Linked DNA regions of Homo sapiens: region 2 is linked to region 1. A link is an interaction called in ENCODE POLR2A ChIA-PET data of the cell type or tissue named here. Cell type or tissue: B cell. All regions are shown on one strand. Each heading gives the region's core, and the rest is flanking DNA. Links, peaks and the distances in the headings are about the cores only. Region 1 overlaps ANKRD33B (ankyrin repeat domain 33B). Region 2 overlaps DAP (death associated protein).

What was found. ChIA-PET counts read pairs that join two places held together with the same protein. Peaks named below come from ENCODE experiments on the same cell type or tissue, not always from the same donor. Only the 100,000 strongest peaks of a DNase experiment are listed, where the experiment ranks them.
Region 2: POLR2A ChIA-PET joins it to region 1 with 6 read pairs; 5 of 35 experiments call an interaction of 5 or more read pairs at or near these places.

Annotation. Positions count from the first base shown.
Region 1 is chr5:10,641,841-10,647,223 of GRCh38, forward strand. The region is part of intron 3 of ANKRD33B (ankyrin repeat domain 33B); the gene reads left to right. Among named protein-coding and RNA genes, the nearest start is that of ANKRD33B, 80 kb to the left of the region's middle. In B cell, for the core only: no CTCF peak of the experiment used is centred there; a DNase peak (open chromatin) is centred at 2,053; H3K27ac peaks cover 318 bases.
Region 2 is chr5:10,704,080-10,709,462 of GRCh38, forward strand. The region is part of intron 2 of DAP (death associated protein); the gene reads right to left. Among named protein-coding and RNA genes, the nearest start is that of DAP-DT, 54 kb to the right of the region's middle. In B cell, for the core only: no CTCF peak of the experiment used is centred there; no DNase peak of the experiment used is centred there.

The DNA.
Region 1 (5,383 bases), core at 169-5,168:
TACTTTTGATTCAGAGATGATAGTTTTATTTTAAAAAAACGAGATATCAGTTTCAACAGAGTTTCGGCCCTGCCTGCCCTCATCAATGAGAAATGGTTCCTACTAATTAAATGGTAATTATGTGATGCTTTTGTGTTTGGCGGGAGCTTCAGACACTTTTACTATTTCTGGATCTAGTTATAATTGGGCGTAGATGTTTGGTAATTGACTTTTTCAACTGAACATTTATGATGTCAGTCACATCACTGCACTTTCCCATTGAATTAATTTGAACTGCAAACCTTTTTTAGGTCAGTTGCCCTCTAATCGCTCCGTTTGACTGCCGTGCTTTCTTCCCTGGGTCTCCTGGGGGTTTCAGGCATGTGTGACAGCATTTAGAGGATTCCAGAAACACCTTGCACATCTCTTGGAACGATGAGTCTGCGGGCAGTGGGTTTACTGCTGACATTGCTCTTCCCCCATCAGTTATTTGGATACAAATTTGACATTAGATTTGAGACTCTCCCTCCCCTATTCTCCACTTTGCAAGCCCATCCCCCATCACAGTCTAGAACAATCCACGGATTATTGTCTGTGGGATCCTCTAGTGAGTCTCTCCCTGTCCTATACGAGGTACAGAGCAGGAGCTGAACAGAAACAGTCCAGGAACCAGGACCCAGTTTCAAATTCATCTTCTCCACTTCCCATCTCTACACCTGCAGCCTGTCACTCACCTCTCTGGGCCCCAGTTTCCTCTTCTATAAAATGAGGCTAATGATAGCACCCACCGCAGGAAGGTGGGATGCGGATTGGGCACGTTCACAACAGAACAGCCCTCGGGTGCATGCTGGGCTTGGAGAAGCCTTCGGACATGTTGGTTGTGATTATTGTTATTATTATGATTATTGGTGAGTTTATGTGTTCAATAGTTATCTGTTAAGTGAATGAAAAAATACGGTTTGTTTTTCCCTTTGAGAAATATCTTGTAAATGAGATACTTAAACTTTCTTAATGAGGGTAGTAAGCCCCTACCTCAGGGTTTTTGTTTTTTGCTTTTTTGTTCTGTTTTTGTTTGTTTGTTTTGCTTTGTTTTGTTTTGTTTTGAGACGGAGTCTCACTCTGTCGCCCAGAGTGGAGTGCAGTGGCGCGATCTCGGTTCACTGCAATCTCTGCCTCCTGGGTTCAAGCAATTCTCTTGCTTCAGCCTCCTGAGTAGCTAGGACTACAGGCATGCACCACCACATCCAGCTAATGTTTGTATTTTTAGGAGAGACAGGGTTTCTCCATATTGGCCAGGCTGGTCTCAAACTCCTGACCTTGTGATCTGCATGCCTCGTCCTCCCAAAGTGCTGGGATTACAGGTGTGAGCCACCGCACCTGGCCAGGGGTTTCTTAATTTCAGCACTACTAACATGCAGAGCCAGATAATTCTTTGTTGTGGGGGCTGTCTTTCAAATTGTAGGATTTTTAGTGGCATCCCTGGCCTCTACCCACAAGATGACTGTAGCACCTCTTCAGTTGTGACAACCAAAAATGTCTCTAGATGTTGCTCAAAGTCTCCCAGGTTGGGGGAAAAATTGCTTCCCATCGAGAACCACTGATATAAATAATTTAAATGGGAAAGGATATACAAAGTGAGAAGAGACATTTTCCCCTCTGTGTACTCTTCCTCGCTTGTTCTGTATTCCTCCCTCAAATAAAAGTGTGACATCTTGGCCGGGCATGGTGGCCCACGTCTGTAATCTCAGCACTGTGGGAGGCTGAGGCGGGTGGATCACCTGAGGACAGGAGTTCGAGACCAGCCTGGCCAACATGGTGAAATCCCGCCTCTACTGAAAATACAAAAAAAATTTAGCCGGGCATGGTAGCACAAGCCTGTAATCCCAGCCACTCGGGAGGCTGAGGCAAGAGAATCGCTTGAACCTAGGAGGCGGAGGTTGCAGTGAGCCGATATCATGCCACTGTATTCCAGCCTAGGCAACAGAGTGAGACTCTGTCTCAAAAAAAAAAAAAAAAAAAAAAGAGAAGTGACATCTTGTTTAGGGAACTTTTGAGCTGCCCTCTTAAGCTTTGGTTGTAGTGTAGAACTTACGGAATATTTTCATCTTCTACTATTACTACTAAGCTTACAGTTCTCCCAAGAAAAGTGGGTTTTATTTTCCTTTGACAGTAGATGGGTAAGAATTAAAAAAAAAAAAAAAAGTGTTGAATTGCTTCCCCAGGATTAGTGGAGAGCAATAAGGACAGATGTTGATATATTTCTAAAATTCACACAAATATTTTAAGTCTTATTCTTTCCATTTAAATACGTGATATTAAGAAAAAAATAAACCATTTAAAGAAACTAATAGCCAGAGCCTTTCTTTTAGATTGACACTTCAGATTGTAATAAAAAGTATAACCGGGTTCTGAGAGGCTGATCGATTGCATCTTTGGTTTGGCTTCGTAAGGAGTAATGCAGGCTCTGCTGAAGAGCATCACAAGGGAGTTGCAGAACCTTGTTAATTCACTGAAATATTAATGCCCACAGTGACAGGTCTATTTAAATAGGTGGCTCTGAGAAGCGTATCGAGGATGTGATTTTTTTCTGAAGAGAGGCAGAATCTGTGGAGGTTGCCAGGTTCCAGGCTTGCTTAAGGGAGCTCACTTTCAGACCTGAAGTGTGGTGTAACTGCCGCAGCCTTCAGGAAGCAAAAACAAGCAGCAATAACCTCAAATCTTCCTGTGATTCCAAGGCGCAAAGTGGATTTAAAGGACGGCGAGGAACAGAGATCAGAGATGCTCCCGCTGTGGGTCAGAGGGTTGCTCTTGTCTCAGGGAAGCCCTGATATCTCTTTCTGGAAAGTCAGATGATTTCCAACCATATAGAGGTTTCTTTCTGTTTATAAGGAAAACTTAAATTTCCTATGAAGTGTGAATTTGCCATGTAGAATTGTTTGAAGTCATTAGCCAGAGAAAGGATGAAAAGTCAAGCATTCTGTGTCACCTGCAAAGCAAACCTCGAGACAAGGACTTGGGGGCAAGTAGTTTTGAGGGATGGTGGCCCCAGGAAGTGGAGTGAGGGGGCAGCAAGTGAGATTGGGAAGAATGGAAGCTAAGAAATGTCCACCAATGAGCAGGTTCCTCTTGTGGGCAGCTGGGACTCAGACCCCCTGGACCCTCCACTATGAGGAAAAGATATCGCAGAGATGCTGGGAAGTTTATTTCCCAACTCCAGTGCCTCTTTGAGGGGAGATGAGAACTTTGAGCACACTTCCCACCTGCTATGTGGTGGGGGTGGCTTGTCCTCCCTGCTGGGCTGGAGCACAAGCTCTTTCTTGGACCCTGCATCCAGATTTGTCATCCCGATTATACCCACAATGCCCAAGATACAGGCTGGAGGTGGCACAAGGGGAGGCAGTGAGGGCTGGTCCACAGTGGTCTCCTGTGGCCAGGAAAGGCCCCCTGGCAAGAGGGAGACCTGAGCTAGGGTTTGTAGAGTGGATAACATGGGGGTGGGTGGGGGCTGGTGGAGAAGCAGGAAAGGAAGTGACACATTCAGGGCTTCACGCTCCACCCACCTCCTGCTAGTCCTGGGCCTGGCCATGGCTCCCAGAGAAAGCCTTCTTGAGAATGAGTGATGGAAAGTATAGATTTTTTTTTCCCATTAGCACCTGTTTGGAATGTTTTTGGCTGCAAGTAACAGAAATCCTGACTAGACAGTGGCTTAAAGAAAACAGGCCGCATTTCTCAGCTCCCTGGAAGTCTGAGGTTGGCAGTCACCCTCCAGAGCTGGCCCTGGATTCCATGAGGACAACAGTGGTTTCCTCCTGTCCATTTGGCTCCCCTTAGCCTGTTGATCTGTCACCCCTTGATTCCACGAGAATCACCCAATATGTGTTTCAGACAGGAAGCTGCAGCAGCACCAACCATGCTGGTCCCTTTCGTCAGGAGGCAGAACCCTCTTTAGGGCTCAGTCACCAGTGCTGGGTTGCTTGGCTACTTTTAGCTGTAAGGGAGGCTGGAAGAATGGGGAACAGGATTGCAGCCGTTAGATTCCAATAGTGATTCTCAGCTGGAGGTAATGTTGCCCCAGGGGACATTTGGCCACGTCTGTAGACATTTTTGGTTGTCAGAACTGGCGGACTGCTACTGGCATCTAGAAGAAGGTAGAGATCAGGGATGCCGTTAAATGTTCTCCAATGCACAGGACAGCCCACACCAAATAATTACCTGGCCTAATATGTCAACAGTGCTGAGGTTCAGAAGTCCTGGGTTAGACTGATCGTGATGCATTGCCAAGAACTGAGGATGTTGCTGCCTCAAGTGAAATAGAGGATTTTGTGTAGACTTAGAGCACTCAACAAGGCAGCGAGTGGACCCATGGGTGGCAGCTCCACTTTTGTCCACATGATTGAGCCCTGGGCAAAACAACACTGGGTGGGAGATGACGATGCTGGGGGGTCTGCTGGCGAGAAGATGGATACAGTGGCATTTCAGAAATCCTCTGTATTCTCTGGAAGGTATTTGTATAAAATGTTAATAATCGGTACTTATCTTTTATAATTTAATTGCTGTGTTCATGTCATTAATATAACCCTTTACAGTTGCTTCCTAAGGCAGCAGATCCCTAATTTATAGCATGACTCTGATTCTAGGGCTCAGTGGCCTTTGTTCCTTAGAATGTTTGTATTTTCTGAGATCATTTTGAAAAGATAGGTGAACATCAGGACGAAGAGTGCAAAACTTTGGACAGATCTTCCTCTGGTTTTCCATTAGCATTTGAAAAATGTCTCTTTCAGGCAGTGTTCATTAAGATTTTAATTTTATAGTTTGTTCCTTTTTTAAGTGACATGCAATTAATTAAGGTTTAATGTGTCATCTATTTTTTGCAATGACACTTTTACTGCCCCCTTTTCATTTTAGTCAGTTTATAAATTGTACTCTAGCTAATGAGTTCCATCCTGATATCCAGTTCCAAATAATTACCACTCTTCTAATATGGCTATTCTTTAATGTGTCACAGAACTAAGATCCTTACCAGGCAAGCTCAGGTGAGCTGGGTCTGCCAGAGCCATGAGGCCACTGTGGGCCAACAGGCCAGGGCAGTGGCTGGGGACCCGACCTTCCTCAGTTCAGCACACGTTGATCAGCCATCACATGTCAGACTCCTGGGTCTGCATGGGATATAAATGAAGAAGCGTCTGTCGGGTCCGGTCCCCTTTGAGCTCACAGACTAGATAATTGCCCTAGTTCTCCATGTTGCTTTGCTGGTGGAGATATGACTAATGGGACTTGAAATCCTCAATGATTTTTTTTTTTTTGAAATGGAGTCTTTCTCTGTTAATCAGGCTGGAGTGCGGTGGTGCGATCTCGGCTCACTGCAACCTCTGCCTCCCGGGTTGAAGCGATTCTCCTGCCTCAG
Region 2 (5,383 bases), core at 257-5,256, 62 kb after region 1:
TTGTACCCCAGAGTTTCCTTTATAGTCCCTGATCTCTTTTACCTGGAGCCCTTGGGGCTACATAGGTTTCAGAATTCAGGATTTTTCAAGTTTTATAAAGGCAATATGTTATAAAAATCATATATAGTGAACAGTTCTGGAGGGGCTTGGGCAGCACCCCATATTCAAACCCATTAATTTTTCTACAGCAAAATGTATGGATATTACACTAAGTAGGATTTAGGGACCATAAATATCCTCACATCAGCTCAATTTTTGCCACCATGAGTTTCAGTGTGAAAACATAAAGCCCTCTGCAGTTTTCTGAGTGCTCTGGAATGTGTATTTGCCTTGGAGACATGGGCACTTTCCGCTCACCACTTCCTATGTGTCTCTGTGCTGTCGCCCAGTCTGCTGCCAAGAAAGGGAAATGGATTAGAAACAGGTAAGACGGTAAAACTGTCAGGAGGTAAAAAGATTACTCCTGGATTACATGGAGATGCCATGGTCAGCTCTATACACTTATCTGTATAGAGTAAAATTGGATTCATTCAATTAAGTGAAACCCTTGGCAAAGCAGAATAGAACAAATGTAATCAGGGAATTTTCCCCAAATTGTATCTTGGTCTTTTCTGGGTTAATAGAACTGAGCACCAACACCTGTCTTCTGTTTGTGTGGCCTTTCACTGATTCTAGAGCCCGTTGCCTGTGATCCCTCAGTCTTTCCTGCGCAGTGTACAGGGCCAGGAGCCCACAAGCATCACTGACCTCCTTTTCATACAGGTGAGAAAGCAGCTTAGAGGTAGACAGTCCCTGTGGTCGAGGGAATGGGAGGAAGTGGAGCCAGGACAAGCACGTGGGTCCTCAAACTTTCTGGCTAGCTCTGGTCTTCCTACACCTGTCGGATGCACAACCTCAGAATTGTGGCCCAAAATACATTCTGCCTGGCTCTCATCCTGCAATGCAATTTGAGTAGCCTGTGGTCAACTAAATTCTGGAAACACTACTTCCTGTATCCTCCTCTGAGAGACTGAAATGCCCCTTAGTGTAATGGGGCTCTGAGTCATCTTAAGGAAACCAGATTAACTTCCTTTCACCCATTTCCTGATGCGTTTGAATCAGGAAGCCTTTTGGGCAGAACTTCCATTAGCATCAGCCCACCGCGGCCCACACTACACACGGTCGTGACACATGTATTAAAGGCTGAGTTGCAATTGTGTTCCATATTTTATGTAGAGGTGAAGGTGGTTTACACATTTTGGAAAGAGTTTTACCTCGGAGGCTAAATAGGGGTCACAGTGATCTAGTGGGAGGCCCAGGCTAGGGAATCCATTTCTCCATCCTCCTTTTCTCCACCACTGGGTCACGTGCTGTTTGGTCACTGGAAGGACAAGTCTGTGTGGCAGAAGCCTGGGCTCTCTCCACTGCTGTGTGAGAACAAGGCTGTGCATTTGGCCCCAGCCTTTCAGCTGCCTTGTCATTTGTGATGAAACAGAAGCAGTTCCATGCAGGGCCACATGCCCTCATGGTGTGTACTATCTGGGCGAAACCTGTCAGACAACGGGCATTTTTCATAGAGAAAGGAGAACTCAACTTTGGTCTAAGATGCTCTCTGCCCTCCTGCAGTTTTCCTTTCCTACTCAGTATCATCTTTCATGGGGAGAGAAGCAGATTTAAATGTAAGGTGCAGTCATACCTTTGAGTGCTGATTTTCTTTTGTTATGATTTGATATACCTATGTGTTGAAAAATTCCACAAATTATGAAATCCTTGGTTAGGTGGGTATGCTGGACCAGGTGTGCTTGGTGAGACATTAGTTCCATGAGCCATAAAAAAAGTGACATTCCTTTGGGGATTTACTGCCCCTGAATCATGTGAGAGCCCCAGAAACAAAGCATTTCTCAAATATGCATCATTTTAGGTAGATGAGAAAGAAGCCACAGTCACCTCCGCCCTCTGGACTGCAGAGAGCTTAGCTCACATCGGCATTTGCATCCAACAGCACAACATGGAAAGCAGTACACAACAAGAACAGGCAGAAGTGTCTTCATAAACACATTTTGCCTAAATATTCTGTATTAACCACAGCCATCCACTTACAGGGTGTTAGGATAACTTTTAGTTCTAGGTGCTTGACTATAAAATGATGGCGATACATCAACTACTAATGAACATACTACTAATAATAGCTAGTATTTCTTTCTGACTCTGGGCCCAGAACTATTCTATGTACTGGAGACACATTAACTCATGTAATCTTCACAACAGTCAGCTTAGGTAATATTATTAATAATCACAGTTTACAGATAAGGACACATGCACAGAGAGGTTGAATAACCTGCCTAAGGCTACACAGTGAGTAAGAGGAGAAGCTAGGAACCAAACTCACAAGTGTGACACCGAAGCCTGGGCTCCTAACTGCAGCTGATGCTTTCAAATCCAAACCTCAAATGCATTAATGCCTTATATGGCTTGGGCACAATCTTGAGAATTTATTCAAATGTTACCTGGTTTGTCAGAAAATCGGACAGAGATGGACTTGTTAAGACAAACTCACTTTACTAATCAGTGACGAGGCAGTTGAGAAACATTTTACCTGGAAGAATTTCTTGTCTCTTGTTTATGAGACAAAAATGATGATCGGATTTGATAAAGACACACTTTTACTAACCTAGAAACAGTATCCAAATTTAATACATTAAATTGTACCTAATGAAGAGGCCAACAGATGTGTGCACCTGATCCTATGCTGTAGGTGGGAGCACTGCCCTCGAGAAAAGGGCTCAGCATTCCAGAAAAGCCCAGAAAAACCCGATGCACACGGCATGCTTCAGGTCCATCTTCATGAACAACACGAACATCCTGTGTCCTCCCCTAATTAGGTAACCTGGTCACGCGCTTCCTCCTTTCTTGATCTGAATTCCCACAACTATAAGAGGGAAGGATGGCAGGCTAAGTTCAAAACCCACATGGAGAAGTCAGAGGGGACTGGCCTTAAAAAAAGCCATGGGTCTGTCCCCAAGTCAGTCGGCCAGTTTGCAACGTCTGAGGTGGCTGGGGCTCAATGTCAAATGAATAATGAAAACTCAACTGGGCATTTACATTTAAGCCAAGTGCTATGAAGGGGAAGGCCAAGGTGCTAAAGGAGCACACAGCAGGGGTTTAAACTGGTTTGGAGGGCCAGTGAGATTTCAGCTGATATCTGAAAGGTGTAGCTTAGTCAGCTGAGCAAGTGTTGAGAGGCAGACATGTGGGTGGGTTCGGGAATGGGAGAACTGCCCAAGGGTGCATTCTGCCTTTTCTCAACAGCAGCACAAACTTGAGTAATTTAAAGATTCATATTCAAAACCCCGTAACAATGTGGCCCCAGCACTGAGCTGAGGGCAGGAGAGCTGGTGGTGTGATGCACGGGTGATGTGGTGCATAAACTATGTGGTGCACAGGCAGTGTGATGCATAGGTGGTGTGATGCATGGGTGCTGTGATGCAGGGGTGGTGTGATTTGCGATCAGTGTGGTGCACAGGCAGTGTGATGTGATTTGTGAGCAGTGTGGTGCACAGGCGGCGTGATGTACAGGTGGTGTGATGCACGGGTGGTGTGATTTGCGATCAGTGTGGTGCACAGGCGGCGTGATGTACAGGTGGTGTGATGCATGGGTGGTGTGGTGTGTGGGTGGTATGGCACACAGGTGGCGTGGCATAGGAATCATGTGATGCACAGGTGCTATGGTGCAAAGATGGTGTGATGGATGGGTGGCACTGGATGAGTACTGGCTCTGCTCATCATCCAGTTCTCTTTTAGATTAAATTCTCCATGAATCACATTAATTTGGTGCCTCACCCCATGCTGTCGCTACCTCCAAGTGGCTCTAATTCTTATTTAGGCTTGAAATTCTTAAGAGTTGGATGCTACACTGAAGAGCTGAATCATCCTTTAATATTAAGTACAAAGGAATTTCACGGGCAATACAAACTTGAGCATTGTTACAACTCCAGGCAGATATACCAACAGGCAGATTATAAAGGGCATATGCTGTCAGAGCAGAGAAATAACTTGGGAGAATATAAACTGAAATGACCACTTTGAGGAGGAAAATTTTTAAACCAAATTATTAATTCTTCTCTACTCTGGAATTGCTTAAAAGATTTTCTATCAAATGGCTTTCCTACATTTTCAGTATGACCCACAATAAAAACCTGGATCATTTTACATTGTGATGCAGTGGGCACAAGTGCACACACACACATAGAGACACACAGACACAGACACACACATATACACACACAGATACACACAGACGCACATACACACATGCACAGACATACATACACACACACATGCAGACACATACACGCACACAGGCATACACATATACACATATCAGACACACACACACACACACACACGCACATATCTCCCTAAACAAACAATTCTGCCCCTTGTATCCTGGGATGCACTAATCCCATGTAATATGGGATCTGTATGGTCCCATCCCTGCTGATCTCCATCCACTCAACTGACTTCATGACCCACCAACGGGCTATAGCGTACAGTGTGAAAAGCACAGCGACTCTGAAACCATGTTATTAATGATAACAGTTTCCACACTTCCACTTTTCTTTGTCATCGTAAGCAATGGGGGAAAGTCCTTGTGCGGTTGTGCAGGTGGACTCCTACACTGCAGGCCCATATAGGAATGCGTTTGGGGTCAACAGATAAGGCTCTGGATGCTGTGAAATGTTCTCAGCACCTCTAACTAGGGTGCAGGAGCACAGGAGCACAGCTGTGCCTGTTGTTGGGTGAGTGATTTTTCTGACAGAGTAAAACCTTATTTCGTTGGATTTCACTAATTTGAAGTTCATGTTCATTGGGTCAAAGGTTATAGGCAACATAAACAAGATAGTAGAAAGAATATTAAAATCAAAAGACCCTCAATCTACAAATAATTGATACGTTCATTACAAGTAATCCTCCTTTGTGCTTTCAGTCACATCTCCTCTACGAGGAATTCACCTGGCACCTCTGGAATAGACAAGCATGTGCCATGGCTTGATCATGAAAGTACCACCATATTTCTTTGTATTTAATAATCTGGATTTTTAAAAAGCACATCTGACTACCATTCACTATAATTAACACAAATAGCTGAAGTTCTACTGTATGAGGTATGCATTATAAATGTTTTTAGGTTTGCTATTCAGGACGTGTACATGCATTCCTATAAAAACCCAGGTGAGTTACTGGGGAAAGAAGATGAATAAAAGTCCGACTATGCGATGCTGCAGCCGTGGAGCTCACACAGTGTGACTACTGCATGGTGTGGTGTGCCAGACCCAAACGCAGGACACTCCCAGAGTAACGAGGTAGGTAAGGGAGCCCAGTACATCAATCCCACCACTGGGGA